2 separate regions of the Homo sapiens genome follow, and region 1 is linked to region 2. The links are chromatin loops, found by intact Hi-C in ENCODE. Cell type or tissue: sigmoid colon. All regions are shown on one strand. Each heading gives the region's core, and the rest is flanking DNA. Links, peaks and the distances in the headings are about the cores only. Region 1 overlaps ZMIZ1 (zinc finger MIZ-type containing 1). Region 2 has its middle 290 kb from the start of ZMIZ1-AS1.

Region 1 (2,906 bases), core at 141-2,640, 410 kb after region 2:
AGTCTGCCTGGTTGGGTTCAAACATTGGCACTGTGAGTTACTAGCAATGCCCTTGGCTGTGTTGCTTTCAATGCTGTGTCTCAGTTTTCCCATCTGTGCAAAGGAGCTAATTATATCGTGTACTATGTGGGATGGTTGAAAGAATAAAACAAATCAATATTTGCAGAGTGCTTCAAGCAGGGCAGAGGACATAGTGAGTTCAGGAAGGCACGGCTGTTATCCTATCATCATCATCATCACCAGTTAAGGGCTGGGTTTTGGGGTCAGACCAGGGCTGGAATCCCAGCTGTGCCCCTTATTAGCTCTGTGAACTTGGACATACTCATGACACTCTCTTAGCCTCCAGTGCCTTCTCAATAAAAGGGACTATTCCTGTCTACTTCATAGGGTTGTTTAAAGGAGATGAAGGGTGCAATATCAGACCCTCAGGAAACGTCGGCCAGCGTTGCCTCGGTGCCTTGAGGTGGGATACTGGACAGGGCCTCTGGTTCAGAGCCTCCAGGTGGCTCTGCTCCGTGGCCTGTCTTCCTGTGGGAGGACAGTGTGCAGAATGTTTAGAAGAAAAGGGGAGGTTCTGGGGAGGTGAGCAGAGGGGAGGATTCCAGGAACCTCTGTCTTCCTTCCACCATCAGGGACAGAAAGCGCTGGCCAGAGTGGCTCTCCCTGCCCCTGCCTCTCCTTCCACCCCTCTCCCGATGTGCACACACAGCATTGTGAGCTGTGAGCGTGAGAATAGGCCTTGGAGACTGGCAGGTGTGACTCATGGCTCTGCCATGCACTTACTGCGTGGCCTTGGGCAGGTCACTTAACCCCTCAATTCCCTCTATTGAGGGATAATTGTGCCTGCCCCACCTGGCAGCTGGAGAACTAATTAAATGAGATAATGTGTGTGGAGCACTTAGCACAGCTCCCAGAGGCGCCCGGATAAGTGCCCTGCAAATGCAATCACCCGCCCCCTCTCTGCCTCCTCTCCTCCCTCTGATCCTCACTCACCTCTCTCTGCCTTCCCACACCTGATCCATGGACTGTGTCTTTCCAGGCCAGACCTTTCAATCTTTCTCTCTGGGAAGATGGGCTCTATGTCTAGGAGATGCCAATGGAGCCGTGTGAGCGAGTGTGAATGGAGGGAGAGATGAGTTTAGAAATCCCAGCCTGCTCTTCTGATCCAGTTCCCCTGTGCCAGCCGCACAAGGGCCAAAGTGTGCTCTGCATGAAGCCTGGCCTTTGCTGATCCATTGCTGCCCGTCCCCGAGTCTTTACTGCCTCCTCAGGGTCCTCAGCTGCTGTCAGATGAAGGCTTGCTTCCAAGCAGTTCCTGGATTTTTACCTGCTCAGCCATAAAGCCCTGCAAAGTGATGAATCTAGGGATGAGTAGCTGCTTGCACAAGTGCAGGCAGGAGAGACGGGGACCAGAGCCCATATTTTTGCAGAGCCAACATTTTTGCACCTCTCCTACCCACCTCACTGCCCAGGCGAGCAGGACGGTGAAGCCTTGGCTGTGGATAATTGTCGGGAGCATCCCAGGCCAAGCCTTGGTCTCCCATCAGAACTTTGGAGGCTGGACTTCTCTGTTGCCAGGGAAACCGGTGTGTTCCCAGGAAAGGAAACCACAGCACTTTAGCTGTTAAGACGCCCCCCTCCCCCCGAAATGAGTTCCCTCCAAAACGGATTCGCCCCAAAATTGTTGAGTCGGCAGCATCCTGCCTTCTCCCTGAGCCTGCTGAAACGATAGAAAATGCAATCTGCCCCTGACCTTGTGCTTTTCACCTCTTTTTAAAACATTCCACTGTAGCACAAGGACATGTTTTGTTTTTTCTTATTTATCCTCCTCCCATGCCAGCTGGGGCTCCAAGTCCTTCTCTCCAATTGTTGACTGGAGCCAGAAGGGAAAGGACTTCTACATCTTTTTTTTTTTCCTTGTTCAGCTGTCAGCAGAAATAAAACAAGCAGGTTTATATTTGGAAAGCAGAGGGTCTCAGCCACCAGATCGCTATGTCCGGGGTAGGTCACAGCCTTTGTATCTTCTCCTCCCTCAACAGTGGCTTGAAATTTGATCCACAGATTTGCAGAGTTGAGAGTGAAGGGAGGGTTTTTGGAGCAGGCCTGTCTTTACTCACTTTGACTTTTAAATGCCATTGGAGGATTGTGGATGAATCTTCAGTTGCTGACAACACTGGACCTTGGAAGAGATGGTTTTAGAAAAGAATCCCCCTGGAATAACCCTGGAGCAGTCAAGGTTTGGGCAGCATCTGGAGTGTCTGTGTCCATTCCTGTCCATCATCTGCTCCCTGTACAGGGAGGCTGGAACTCTCACCTGGTTCAGGAGGTTTCGAGGCTGTCTAAGGAGTAGCGAGGAGTCCCAGCCAGGCCCGATGACCCCAAGAGTTACTGTTAGGAGACAAAACCAAACAGGAAAGAAGGAAGAGAGAAATGTGGCCAGTGTTCACTTTCAGGTCCCTGGATGTTTTTGAGGGCACTGTAGAGGAGGGAAAGGGTGTGAAGAGACTTGGGTCCAAATACCAGACACACACCCACCACCCACGCCCTTTGGGCCTGGGTCTTCCCATCTGAACAACTGCCTGGCCCTGGATCCTGTCCAAGCCCTCCCCTGGTCTGTCCCATGGTCTGTGCTCTCAGGGTCACTTTGGGTGATCTAAGCAGTTAATTTTTTACCTCGAAGTGACTCTCTGTTCCGTAAGTAATTTTAAACAAATTCTCTTCCTGTCCTTGCACTTCCACAGGAGAAAAACATGACCCACCGGGGTTTTTCACCGGCCCCCACAGACTGGCGTGTCCCAGGCTGTGTGCCTGCTAGAAGCCCTGGGCAGGAAGGGGCTTGGTGGGGCCTCCAGTGTTTTTTAGCCCCATTTGGGATTTCCAGCGGGTCTTTCTTGTTGATTCCCGAA
Region 2 (2,906 bases), core at 238-2,737:
TGCACAAGTTACTTAAATATCTCATTCACTCCAATTTTCATTTGAAAGATGGGAGCAGTCATATTTTGAATTCCAGTGGGTTATTTGAAGGATTAAATGAGATGATGTGCAGACTGGTTATTAGATGATGTTAAAAATTATTGCTTACTTTTTAAGGTATGATAATAGATGTGTGGTTTCAGTTTAAAAATATTTTAACTAGTAGCAACACATACTGACGTATTTACAGGTGAAGTGATACAATGTTGGGTGTTTGCTTTAGATATTCCAGCAGAGAATGATGAAGTGAAGAAGAAAAGGAGGAAAAAAGAGGGGGAAGGAAGAGAAAAAGAAGAAAAGCAGGAGGAATTGATTTAAAAACAACAACAACAAAAAATGCCAATTGTTATTGAAGCTGGGTAGTGAGTATAAGGGAGGCCCTCGCTATTCCATTTTTGCATACATTTTCCATGATAAAAAGTTAACAATAAATTAAAAATGTGATAAAGCAGATAACATGCTTAACTTGGCTCCTGATTTATAGCAAGTGCTCAATACACAGTAGGTCCTGTTTCTTTGACTTGGCTGTGATCACGAGGCACCCACCAGTGCACCCTCCAACCCTGAGTGATGTGTGCTGCGTCCCAGCATCAGAAAGAGGAAGGATGAGATTTGAAACGAGGTCTTCACAGTGCTCCGCCCACAGCACCCCATGGCTAAGAAGCAGTGTTAGTTTACCTTCCCTAACAATTAGCAGCCATGGCTATGGTAAAAATAAGAACCATTATGGAATACTACGTCAGGCCTTTTGCATGCATTATTTAATTACACGATTTATTTACATTATTTAATTACATTAATTAATTACATTGTTTCAGCCCTGCAAAACCCTATGAGGTAGATGCCATTCCTACCACTCCCCAGGTAAGCAGAAGACTCAGAGCTGAGGTGCCCTGGCCAAGGGGACCCTGTCCGCCCTGGACATCCCAGTATGCACGGGTGGCCTCTGCATTATTTAATCTGTGACCTGCTTTGGCATCTCACTCCTGGTCTCAGCTCCTGAGGCACATCCTGCCTGCCCTCCTCACTGCTGCGTCTCTAGTGCCTGCATCCACAAGGTAGACCCTCAGGCAACAGCTCTTGCCTGCCCCCCAGCTGGACCCTGGCATGGGTGCCCAGGCACATGGAGGGGACAAGTGGCCCCTCCCTTCCCCTCCCTGTCTGAACCCGGAGGGTGGGATTTCCGTCCTAGGACTGAGCTATTATAAGTACAAGGCCGCCTGCTCCCCTGGGCTGCACACCAAGTTCTGCTGCAAACTCCAGCATGAATGGCAGCCATTCTCTGCCCAAACTCCAGCTCACTTCAGCTGTGTAGTCTGGGAAGGAAGACCTCAGCCTTCCCCAGGCCTGTAAATACCAAAGCCACACACGCAGCAGGACTGCAGCAGCCAATAAATCTTGGCCCCAGGGTTCTCTTAAAGAGGCAGAGCTTGGGACCAACACCAGGCCAGGCCCTGCCTGGTGACAGCCAGCACTCCATCCACCTCCCCTCGTCCCAGCCCCAGGATGAGGACAGAGAAGGCAAACATGCAGCAGGCACTCTCCCCATAAGCTTGCTTCTCTTGCTTTATAAAATCTAACTTTTTCCCCCTCTGCTGCTCACCCTAGGGTTAGGCTAACAAGGAGTCCAGTGGGAATGAGCATGATACATTTTCTGGACGTCAGAGCCACTGGACTGGTGCAAGAGGCTGTGTGGGAAAGCAGCGATCCCTTGGGCTGTCCACAAGGCAAGCTAGGGGATGCCAAGGTGGACAGGCAGAGTCAGGCAAGAGAATAAGCCCAGCACGTTCCACCCCTAGCAGGCATCGTGGCCACTGGTGAGGACACTGAGACCTGCAGTGCTGAAGATGAGAGGTGGACATGGCTGACCTCCTTTCATGCCACACCAGAGAAAAATGAGGCATGCGAAGTCCAAACGGGCAGGCAGCTCACCCAGGGGGCCCAGGGCAGTGCCAGGGCTAGACCCTTGCTCTCCATAAGAGGTGTCTTTGATTGTTCTTTGGATAGGATGTGTCTTTTTATGAGGAGAAGTCTGGTATTTAATTGCATCCTCCTAGAAATGAGATGTTCCGTTTCTCCTGGAGTCCATTTCCCATGCGCTAACAAACCCCCCGGATTTGTAAGATATCCAAGCCTTTTGTCTTGGATATCTTGCCTGGACACCTCGTTCTGCATGGCGCCCCTGCAGCATGCATCCTGTGCTCCTGCTTTGGCCACAGCTGGCCCTGTGGAAGGATTGATGCTGGGGAGACATGGCTCCTGCCCTAAGGAAGTGCACAGTTTGGGTGGAAGTTGAGAACCCCTGTCCTGTCCGGCTCTGCACCCTCTGGCTACCTGAGTGGGGTGCTGGGTAGACCTTCGCTGTTACCCGGGATCAGAGGACAGAGGGACCTGATGAGCCCAAGAGAGCATGGCAGGCTTCTCTCACCAGGAGGACAGATGGGAGCTGGGTGAGAGGATGGGGTCAATCAGATTTCCAGGGTCAGAGCTGGAGGGCAGGATACTCTGGGCAGAGCAAACCCCTCATGCCAAAGCACACTGGTTAAAAGATTATGCCAGGAGAGGAAGGAGTCGGGTGCAAGGCAGCCCCATCCCTGACCACATTTCCCACCCGCAAATCCATCCAGGAATGGTGCCCCCTGTAGCGGCTCCCTTGCACTTTCCCCATTGAGTCACCGACTCTGATTTTACAGATGAACAAGCTGGGGCCACGGTGAGAAGGAAAGTACCCAAGGTTGTCTGGCTAACTGGGGTCAAACCAGTTCCAAAAAATTGCCCCCTGGGTCTTGCCTTGGTTGTGTGATTTTATTGTCCCTGTGAAGGCAACTGGTGACTGTGCGAGTAGGGATGCATTTGCCAGTGTTCAG

What was found. Hi-C counts contacts between places; a loop is a spot of excess contacts. Peaks named below come from ENCODE experiments on the same cell type or tissue, not always from the same donor. Only the 100,000 strongest peaks of a DNase experiment are listed, where the experiment ranks them.
Region 1: it touches region 2 in a loop (2.5-fold over the local background); 7 of 110 quality-filtered maps call a loop at or near these places.

The regions. Positions count from the first base shown.
Region 1 is chr10:79,183,605-79,186,510 of GRCh38, forward strand. All of the region lies in intron 4 of ZMIZ1 (zinc finger MIZ-type containing 1), which reads left to right. Among named protein-coding and RNA genes, the nearest start is that of ZMIZ1, 120 kb to the left of the region's middle. RefSeq lists enhancers at 62-1,261, 1,461-2,220. In sigmoid colon, for the core only: no CTCF peak of the experiment used is centred there; no DNase peak of the experiment used is centred there; H3K27ac peaks cover 2,404 bases.
Region 2 is chr10:78,776,317-78,779,222 of GRCh38, forward strand. No RefSeq gene overlaps it. Among named protein-coding and RNA genes, the nearest start is that of ZMIZ1-AS1, 290 kb to the right of the region's middle. RefSeq lists an enhancer at 664-1,551. In sigmoid colon, for the core only: no CTCF peak of the experiment used is centred there; DNase peaks (open chromatin) are centred at 1,335 and 1,755; H3K27ac peaks cover 765 bases.